Linked DNA regions of Homo sapiens: region 2 is linked to region 1. Evidence: read pairs that join two places in POLR2A ChIA-PET (ENCODE). Cell type or tissue: PC-9. All regions are shown on one strand. Each heading gives the region's core, and the rest is flanking DNA. Links, peaks and the distances in the headings are about the cores only.

Region 1 (5,383 bases), core at 229-5,228:
CTGGTAGGGTGTGTGTGTGTGGGTACAGACAATGCTATTCTAGACACATTTTCCCGTCTAGATGAGATGTATTTTTGGCTCACAGCTTAACACAGAATCAGGGCCAAGAGTGTGCACTTGAGTGGGTGCATCTGAGACTGTCAGCGTTTGAGTGCGGCCTCCTTTGTTCCCTGTCTCAGCAACTCCTCTGCCCTGAGAGCAAGATGGGTGAGGGGCCAGGCCACCTGAGCTAAGCCCTGAGAGGGGACCTGGGGAAAGCAAAGAGAACAGGGGGAGGCCCATGGGGAGGAGGGAAGAGCAAGGCTCCCGGCCTTTTTCCAGCCTGAATCTGGGGCTGTGTGTCAGTCTTAGCTTCAAATAGAGGCACCTCCCTTGCAGCAAGAAGTAGCTGGTTTCTCTGGGAAACCCAGTCTGCAGGTCCTCTGCTGTGAGTGGGAGGCTCTGAGCTGTCAGGCTCAAATCAAGAAGTGGATCATTTCCCCTATCAGACTCTGTTGCCTTCCCCGTAAATGCTCCCAGGAATTAATATTGCGAGATGATGTTGACGCCTGGGAGTCAGTCTATTTCTGGACAAAATATTGGCACTTAGTTCCTTTTCCTTTGAGAAGGCTCATGAGAATCCAAGCATAGCAATAATGGCCTCTATGTGGAGTGTCCACTAACTGGCGTTTGTAATCAAATGTCTCAGGTATCCTTGTACTTAATCTTCCTGGTAACCCTGAAAAGTAGGCAATGTCCACTTTGCAGATGTGGAAACTGAGGTCAAAGACATTAAGCAACCTGCCTTTTCCTCACCAGCTTCTAGTACACTGCTCCATGCCTCCCTAGCACTGTACAAATAACAGGGATTTTATTTGCTGCCCCCACTGTGTCCATGATAGCTTTCAGATTTGCCCCTCCTGCTAGCCAAGCCTGAGCCCAGGACACTCCTGATGCAGCATCAGGTCCCACTGACTCCTGCAACTTCAGCCACACTTTTAACCTCCCACCACACCCTGGCATCATTAGTCCTAAGCAGCACCCAGCAGAGATGCCACTAAAGAAAGGTGACAACTGTCAGGCAGGCCGTGAAAGCTCCTTGCTGCTTACCAGCGTCTCCAGCTCACTCTCTACCACAGGCAGGCATCGCTTGCCTGCTTCTCCCAGGCTCTTCGCAGCCAAGCTTAGTCATGCCCCTACTCGCTTCTCTCACCTCAGAGACACCGCCTACCTCATTTTTACTGTGCTCCCCCATCCCCTGAGGCAGACTGTATTTTCCAAAAACAGACACAGCAATATTTCTAGTCCACATGCTGTCCCAGCACTTTTACACTCTTCATCAAGAGATGGAGTCTATTTCCCCCTCCTTGAACCTGAGTGGGGCTTTGTTACTAACCTAAGGAACAGAATATAGCAGAAGAAAAACTGCATTATTTCCAAGGTTAGGTCATAAAAAATGATATGGCTTCCACATCATATGTAACAAATTTCATGTTGTTAGATATTTAGATTATTTACAATATTTCCTATCACAAGGGTCTGGAGAACACAGCTGCCATGTTATAAGGAAGCCCATGTAGCCAAATGGAGAGGCCGCATGTAGGTGTTTTAGTCAACAACCCCAGCTAAGGTGTCAGCTCACAGCCAGCTTTGACCACTAGACACGTGAGTGATCAGGACTTCAGATGGCTCTAGCCCCTGGCCCTTAGGCTGCCCCTCATAGATGCCAAATAGAATGGAGACAAGCTGTTCTCACTGAGCCCTACCCAAATGGCAGATCTGTAAGCAAAATAAACCAGTGTATTTTGGGGTAGTTTGTTATGCAGCCATAGCAACTGGAACACCCTCAATGGAGTTTTAATCCAGATAATTAATAATTGATATACCCTGTATCTGATTTTTTCCCCAGGATGCCTGCCTCTAGCTGCTTCTTACTACATATTCTGTGAGAAAAAAAAAAAATCCATAAGGCCACAGGGACTATGAACTTGAGTATTATAGTTTTCTAAAAATACTGTCTTAATCCAGGGTTGAGGCCCTGGCTAGACGCTGGTCAGTTCTCTGTCTTGAGCATCCAATTAAATCCACATCCTCAGCTACCTCCTCTACTAGGCTCTCACACTCAGGGCTACCATACACCTGGACTGCTCTACCCCTGCCCTAATCACCCCAGGGCCAGGTATCAGGTGACTAGGGACAACCCCCATGCCCCAGAAATTATTTGAACTAGCTAATTCTGGAATGGCTTAAACTAGTCAAACTAGCTTGCTTACCCTGCCTCACGCATTCCTTCCCACAGAAACCATAATAAAGGCACCTGCCCACAGGTGCCCTTTCTCCCTCTGCCTCATGATCAGCCTGGAGCTTCACCTGAGCATCCCTGCATGGTGTGCTGTGTTCTCCCAGGGACCTGTGAGTACAATAACTGTTGAATTCTTTCCTGTTTCTCTCTTGTAATCTGCTTCTGGCCTTACCACACTCCATTCAAGGTAATATGGTTAAAACACCTTGACACCATCCCTGTTGGCTGGCAATTGTCATGTAACAAACCACCTTAACAATTATTTATTTATTTTTTAATAACAGACGAGCTTTATTTTATTCTTATCCATTTCACAAAGAAAGAAACTGAGGCTCCTTTGCTTCTCTGCCCATTTGCATTTTCTCGCTGCACTGCACAACTTCCTGGCCAGAAGTCAAAATGATTGACAGGCAAGAGTTAAGGTGTCAGGGAAAAGACCACTACATGATCTATAGTTTCATTTATGTATCCACAGTCAGTTTTCCAAAATCCCCCAGGTAGTCCTAAACTTTCTGAATCATCCAATTATTCTAATAAGCATTTATTGAAAATCTGTGTGCTTAATTAGGCTATAAGAATACAAAGAATTGAGATAGAGTACACCTTGGAACACATTGGGATTTTTTGATTGACACTGGGTTGTTCAAAGGGCAATTCCTCTTCCCTCTTCCTTTTTTAAAAAAATTTATTTCAATAGCTTTTGGGGTACAAGTTTTTTTTTGTTACACGGATGAATTATATAGTGGTAAATTCTGAGATTTTAGTGCACCCATCACTCCAGTAGTGTACATTGTACCTAATGTGTAGTTTTTTATCCCTAACCCTGCTCCCACCCTCCACCTTCTGAGTCCCTAAAGTCTATTATACCACTCAGTATGCCTTTGTGTACTCACAGCTTAGCTCCCACTTGTAAGTGAGAACATATGGTTTTTGGTTTTCTACTCCTGTGTTACACTTAGAATAATGGCCTCCAGCTCCATCCAAGTTGCTGCAAAAGACATTATTTCATTCCTTTTAAAGGCTGAGTAATATTCCATGGTGTCTATCTACCACATTTTCTTTATCCACTCGTTAGTTGATGGGCACTTAGGTTGGTTCCACATCTTTGCAATTATGAATTGTGCTGTTATAAACATATGTATGTAAGTGTCTTTCATATAATGACTTATTTTCCTTTGGGTAGATACCCAGTAGTGAGACTTCTGGATTAACAATTATTTAAAACAACAATTCATTATTAAAGCTCACAGGTTATGAGGTTGAACTTGGCTGATCTTAACTGGACTTGCTCATGTGTCTGTAAGTCCCCTGGAGGTTCTGCTCAAGGTTGGGGTTGGCTCAGGCTGAGAATGGATACGCAATCTTAGCTGCAATCAATCTGGTCCACATGACTCTTATTCTTCTCCTGGGACAAGTGGGATCCTTAGGCATGTCCTTCTCATGGAGATAGCAGAAGCATGAGGAACAAGCTGAAACACACAGTCTCTGAAAGCCTAATCTTACCACTGACATCTCATCACTTCCATTTTATTGTATTAGCCAAAGCAAGTCACGTGGATGTCAGGGGTAGAATTATGTCCCTGCTACAGCGAGAAACCACTGAAATTTACCTGACAACAACAAAGGGCATGGATACAAGGACTGAAAAATTGGAGTCATTACTACAAATATACAATATTTCCCAATAGCTACTGCACTTGGAGAGTTTGGTCTGGTCTTGGTTTGGATTGGTTCTCAAATAACCTCCTCTTATTATTTTTCATTGAGCTTAAAGTGGATACTTTGGATAATATATTTTAAAATTAATTATTTTTGACTGGCTTTTTATTTATAGACATATCAATTATGCTCATAAGGTAAAATATTAAAATAACACCAGAGAGTATACTATGTAAATTAAGTCTTCTTTCCTCTTCTCACTGCTGACTTCCTAATTTTCCTTTCAACACTATTACCTTTGAATTTTTCACTGAATAACTTATCTATATGTATGAGTATATAATGATCTACCTCATTTTTTCTACATTTACAACATATGTAACAAATCTTATGTTGATAGACATTTACATTGTTTCCAATTCCTATCACAAATAATGATGTAGTTAATAACCTTGCGCATTCATCTCTGCATACATATGAGAGCAAATCTACAGGATATATTCTTAGAAATAGAATTGGTAGGTCAAGGTACATGTGCATTTGAGATTTTGATAAGTTTTGCAAATTACCATCCACCGATGGTTAATTTCTGCTACCTTGTACAATGTATGAGAAACATATTTTCCTATTTCCTTGCCAATGTGTTATTTTGCTTTTTGACCTTTGCCAATGGAGTAGTTATATCTAGCAATCTGAGTTTTAATATTCACTTTTTATACTATCAGTTTGTTTATGATAACTTTTTCAGACATTTAAAATCCATTTGTGTTTATTTTTCAGTGAGCTGTCTATTCATATTCTTTGAGGATTTTTCTTTTGGGTTTCTGTTTTTTTTTCTTATTTACTGTATATATTTGCCATGGACTGAATGTTTGTGTCCCCTCAAATTCATAACCCCCAGTGTGATGGTATTAGGAAACGAGGCCTTTGGGAGGTGATTAGGTCATAAGGGTGGAGCCCTCAAGAATGGAATTAGTGCTCTTATAAAAGGGACCCCAGGGCTCTCTCATCCCCTTTCCTCCATGTGTGAGCAGAGTGAGCAATGTGGCCTTCTGCGACCCGGAAGAAGGCCCTCACCAGAGCCTAACCATGCTGGCATCCTGACTTCCAGGCTACCAAACTATAAGAAGTAAGTTTCTGTTGTTAATGATTCACTCAGTCTATGGCATTTTGTTATAACAGCCTGAAAGTACTAAGACAACATTCTTTTTGTTTGTTTGTTTGTTTTGAGATGGAGTCTTACTGTTGTCACTGAGGCTGGAGTGCAGTGGCATGATCTCCACTCACTGCAACCTCCACCTCCTGGGTTCAAGCGATTCTCCTGCCTCAGCCTCCTGAGTAGCTGGGATTACAGGTGCCTGCCACCATGCCTGGCTAATTTTTGTATTTTTAGTAGAGTCGGGGTTTCACCCTGTTGGCCAGGCTGGTCTCAGACTCCTGACC
Region 2 (5,383 bases), core at 228-5,227, 120 kb before region 1:
CGTGCAAATGCTACTGTTTTCCAGTTCCAAAAAGCTAGGAATTACTGATCCTCCAGGATTGTTCTTAGCTTTTAGCATTTTCGAATCTCCAGGACTAGAATTGCTCACGGGGATATGTTACCTTGTTTGCTGACCATTAGATTCTCAACAGGTGCTTATTAATTTGTATACACCTTTTCCCTTTGTTTTCCCCAAGTAACAAAACCACCTGGCTTTATGGGAAATGGCCAGAAATCCAATACCACCAGTGAAATAATCTAGTTTGAATTAAATCTCCCAAACTTTTATTCCTTTTCTAGTCCTCTAGCTTAATCATCTGCCTCTGATAAGTAAGAAGTGGCCAGAGAATCATTTATTCATGCAACAAATGCTGAGCCCTTGGGTTGCAGAAATAGTAAGACTTACTAAGACTTAGTTTTTGCCTTAAGAATTCAGGCTTTGGCCGTGTGCGGTGACTCACGCCTGTAATCCCAGCCCTTTGGAAAGCCGAGATGGGCGGATCACCTCAGGTAAGGAGTTCAAGACCAGCCTGACCAACATGAAGCCACATCTCTACTAAAAATACAAAAATAGCTGAGTGTGGTGACATGTGCCTGTAATCCCAGCTACTCGGGAGGCTGAGACAGGAGAATCACTTGAACCCGGGAGACAGAGGTTGCAGTGAGTTGAGATTGCGCCATTGCATTCCAGCCTGGGCAACGAGAGCAAAACTCCATCTCAAAAAAAAAAAAAAAAAAAAAAGAATTCAGGCATCTTCTAGGGAAAGCAGTAAAACAAATTAGTGTCTGGCACAGAGCTGTCGAGACCAGCACAGTGCCCCAAACATAGAGGCAGGGTGGGAAATATATGGCAAAAGAACGAGTAAATCATAATTCAGGGGATTAAGTGGTATAAAAGCTACACACAGGACCTTATAGAGGTGTGTTAAGAGCAGCAGCAGTGACTGTGGCCCCTCACCCTCCCGGGGTGGGCATGCAGGGAGACCATGAGGTTTGGAGGGGGTTAAAGTGGAGGGAGGGAGAAAGGCCCAGAGAATCTGCAAGTCCCTTGGGGAAGAGCTGATGTTCATAGAAATTGTGCTGGGAGGCAGATGGGGTTGGGGGCCTGGGTGATCTTGGGGTCTTTTTTAATCTGGACACATAGCACATGATCTGATGGTCTTGGGGACTGTCTTACAGATTGTGGTGAAGAGGCCATGCTGGAGCTGGGTGAGGGTGGGCCAGGGAGAGCAATGAAAAGGCCAATTTTGCAGTAATCCAGCCTGGCAAGGAAGATACCTCTGGAGGGTGTGTGTGAACCCAACTCAGGGATAGCTATTCTGGGGCCTGCATGCCTCCTAAGGGAGGCAAGCTGGGAATGAGCTCGAGAACAGCTGACTGTGTGTCTTTGGCTTGTTGTTTTCTAGTTAGGACATTCTGGATGCTTGTGCTTAAATGCACAAGTTGATTTTTGGCTCAAGTCTTTGTTGTCATGTAAACTGGGAATGGCACATAGGATTCATCTGGGGCGTGAACTTGTGGCCACCTGGAATGAATGTTTCACAAAGGATTCCGAGGCCTTGTCAGGTACTACAGGAAGGAATACTGTGACCAGAGATACCCAGGGCGGGGTGAGGGTAGGACACCCCTGGTATTATAGACCCTTGTCTAATGTGCAGCTGTAGAGAAGGATGAAACAGGCAGGTCACTTTTCCTTGCTTCCCTCGTTTTTAATGAATGAGAGAAAAAACAACTCAAACGATTTAGACAGAAGGAGGAAAGTTCCTGAAGGGTGCTTAGTAACCAAGGAAGGGGTAGGCAGCAGCTGGGCCTCAGGGCAATGGGATGTGGAATTTGGGGGCTGTAGGAGCCCCGCTTTCTGCCTTTCTTTTCTCTGGGCACAGGCATTATATTCTTTTACCCCAGAAATTGGCTTCTTCTCAGGGTAGGAAGTAAGGCTGCAACCCTCTGGAGCCTCCTATCTCAGTTTCCAACACAAGGGGACTCTTCCCAAAGTTCTAGTTAAGAAACTCCCAGGAAAGGGCCTTGTCCTGGCAGGTCTGGCCCATGGAGCACACACAAGGCCCTGGCCTGCCTCTGTGTACCTTGGCTCTCCCCTGGAAGGCCTTTGCAGTGAGCTGAGCAGCCATCTAGAGCATGCCTACCATGGTGACATTGCCCTCCAGCTGAAAAGGGTTTCTTAGGGCCCCTGAGCAAGTGCCCTGTTTCCTAAAGGAACAATCACAGTGGAAAGAGTTGGGGCTATTTCCAGACATCACAGTGCTGACCTGTCCCATGCCTCATCCTCACAGCCTATCTTAGCTTGGGAAGTGGGGCAAGGTCTTGAGTCCCACAGACTTTCTCAGCTGTAGCTGCTTAATTGATTAGTAATTTCAGGGAACCCCTTTGAAAAACAGACAAATACTAGGGCTATGTTTTTACCAAATATTTTCTCCTCACTGGGTAAACAAAGCAAAGGTTCTGTAAATGTTGCAGGGATTACACTCAAATAACATGCAGGGATCACCATGGCCCATATCCCATTAACCTGAAACATCATGAACCAGAAGCAAGCCCTGGGATCTAGGCCTGTCTTTCCTGCCCACCCAGAAATGGCAGGTGACAGGTAGTGTGGACCAGGGTGCTGGGGTGGATGCTAGGAGATAAGCCTGGGTTTCACCTCTGGTGCTCACTGCTGTGTGGCCTGGCTCAAGGCCCCCTAATCTCTGAGCTTTGGGTTCCTTGCTCTAGAAATTGTAGTCCAATCATCTCACTTTTGTTGGGAATAACATTCAAAATCCTAAGGAGATTGAACACTCAAACAGAGGATTCTTAGCAAAGCAATTTTACTTTGCGCAGAGGGGTGCCTCCTTGGCCAGTCGCCATGACAGCACACCTGAACAAAGGGGCACGAGAGCCTTTATTCCTGAAGCAAGTGCGCCTGTACCCTTTCCCCATTGGCTGGGTTCAGGCCGTAAATTCTAAACTAATCCCGGTTGGCTAAACATTTGAACTTTTTAAAGATAAGGTGGGCACATAAGGGAGAGAGGGGAAAGGGGAAGGGGTGTCTGCAATGAGCTAGAGAGCATTTCCAAATAAGGAAAGGAATGTGAGCTAGTACTGATAACGCCTGGTACTGTGGCATGTCTGGACATGTAACAAAGACAGAAAGGAAGAAAAAAAGAGAAAAAGGGGTTTGGGGGTACTATGAATTAAAGAATAAAGGATTGATCAAGCTATTTGAAGAGAAACCTCATCATATCCCACACTTTATTGCATTTTTTCTATTTATATGATTCTGTGAATATATTCAGTGGTGGTGTATTAGTTTCTTAGGGCTGCAAAAACAAACTACCACAAATTAGCTGACCTAAAACAACAGAAAAATGTACTCTCTCATAGTTCAGTAGCAATCTTCCCATTCCCAGATCTGCTCCCCAAAGATCACTGCTCTTATTAGTTTGTTAAGTCAGAAATCTCTCTATAGATGAAATGTACACACACACATACATCCTTAAGCTCTTCAACTCGTTCTCTAAGTTGCTCTCCAAATTGCTCTCCAGTTTGCTTTATTCACTTTAATTGCATATTTTGACACTCTGATAGCTCTAACTCATACTTTTTGTGTGTGCGTGTTTGTTTGTTTGAGTTGGAGTTTCGCTCTGTTGCCTAGGCTGGAGTGCAGTGGTGCGATCTCGGCTCACTGCGACCTCCACCTCCCAGGTTCAAGCGATTCTCCTGCCTTAGGCTCCCGAGTAGCTGGGATTACAGGCACCACACCTGGCTAGTTTTGCATTTTTAGTAGAGACGGGGTTTCACCACATTGGCCAGGCTGGTCTCGAACTCCTGATCTCAAGTGATCCACTCACCTCCACCTCCCAAAGTGCTGGGATTACAGGCGTGAGCCACTGCACTCTGCTGTGCATTTAACATTTCTATAGACAGATGCTGTACTGCTTTATCCGCCATGGCAGTATGTCAGTGAATCTCTACGCATAACCATGTTGATTTAAAGTATTTTCAGTGCCTTTCGATATATAGGAGTTTGTAATTTTCATGGATTCATGTCTGTTACTTTTTTTATGATTTCTGCTTTTGGTATCATTAGAATGACCTCAAATGTGAAGATTACATAAAACTGCACTAAAGCTCTTTTGAATTTATGTAATTCAAGAATCTAACAATATATAAAAAGGTTATGAAGAAAAGTCTCTCTCCTGTGTTCTCTGCCCCACCCTCCCAATAAGGGTAAATAATTTTATTTCTAGGGGATCCTTCCAGATTTTTTTTTAAGAGACAGATTTTCCTGCTCTGTCACCTAGGCTGCAGTGCAGCGGTGCAATCATAGCTCACTGTAACCTCAAACTCCTAAACTTAAGTGATCCTCCCACCTTGGCCTCCCAGAGTGCTGGGATTACAAGTGTGAGCCACCACACCTGGCCCAGAATTTCTTTATGCATATATAAGCAAATGCAAATGTATATTCTTTCTTTCTTTCTTTCTTTTTGTGACAGGGTCTTGCTGTGTTGTCCAGCCTGTAGTGCAGTGGCATGATCATGGCTAACTGCAGCCTTGACCTGGGCTCAAGTGATCCTTCTGCCTCAGCCTCTTGAGTAGTTGGGACTATAGGTGCGTGCCACCATGCCCAGCTAATTTTTGCATTTTTTGTAGAGATGAGGTCTCACTGTGTTGCCCAGGCTGGTCTGGAACTCCTGGGCTCAAGTGATCCACCTGCCTTGGTTCCCCAGAGTGCTGGGATTACAAGCATGAGCCACTGTACTTGGTTGCAAATATTAATAGATATTCTTATTCAGCCCCTCTCTTCCTTTCTGTACAAAAGGGAATGTAATATAAACACTGTTCTGCATTTGCTTTTTCAAATATATTTTGGAGGTTATCCTAGATCAATATACAGAACTGTCTTCATTCTTTTTTTTTTAACACTTAATATTTTGTTTTTTGGGGGGGTGCTGCACTTTAATTTATTGAATCAGTCCCCTGTTGATGGGTCTTAAAGTTGGTCCTAGTCTTTTATTATTACAGCAACATGATAGTGAATAATCTTACACATTTGCCATTTCCAATGTATGCAGTCAGTCTGTAAGATCCATTCCCAGAAGTAGAGTCAGTTGCTGCTTCAAAGGCCATATGTATGTGTCACTTTGTTAGGTATTGCTGAATGTCTTCCTAGAGTGGTTGAAGATTATCTAAAATCTGTACCTATATTTTCTGTTAGTGCTTTTCTTTTTCTCGGTGCTTTTTAAAAAATGAGATATTTGCATGTAATAAACAGCACAGATTTTAAGTTACTGCTCAGTGAGTTTTAACAAACATATGCACCTGTGTGGCCACCACCACAATGTCAAAATACACATTTCCATTCTTCCAGAAAGTTCACTGATACC

What was found. ChIA-PET counts read pairs that join two places held together with the same protein. Peaks named below come from ENCODE experiments on the same cell type or tissue, not always from the same donor. Only the 100,000 strongest peaks of a DNase experiment are listed, where the experiment ranks them.
Region 2: POLR2A ChIA-PET joins it to region 1 with 5 read pairs; 3 of 35 experiments call an interaction of 5 or more read pairs at or near these places.

What each region holds. Positions count from the first base shown.
Region 1 is chr3:36,809,286-36,814,668 of GRCh38, reverse strand. No RefSeq gene overlaps it. Among named protein-coding and RNA genes, the nearest start is that of LINC02033, 11 kb to the left of the region's middle. In PC-9, for the core only: no CTCF peak of the experiment used is centred there; a DNase peak (open chromatin) is centred at 2,238.
Region 2 is chr3:36,930,804-36,936,186 of GRCh38, reverse strand. All of the region lies in intron 1 of TRANK1 (tetratricopeptide repeat and ankyrin repeat containing 1), which reads left to right. Among named protein-coding and RNA genes, the nearest start is that of TRANK1, 12 kb to the left of the region's middle. In PC-9, for the core only: no CTCF peak of the experiment used is centred there; no DNase peak of the experiment used is centred there.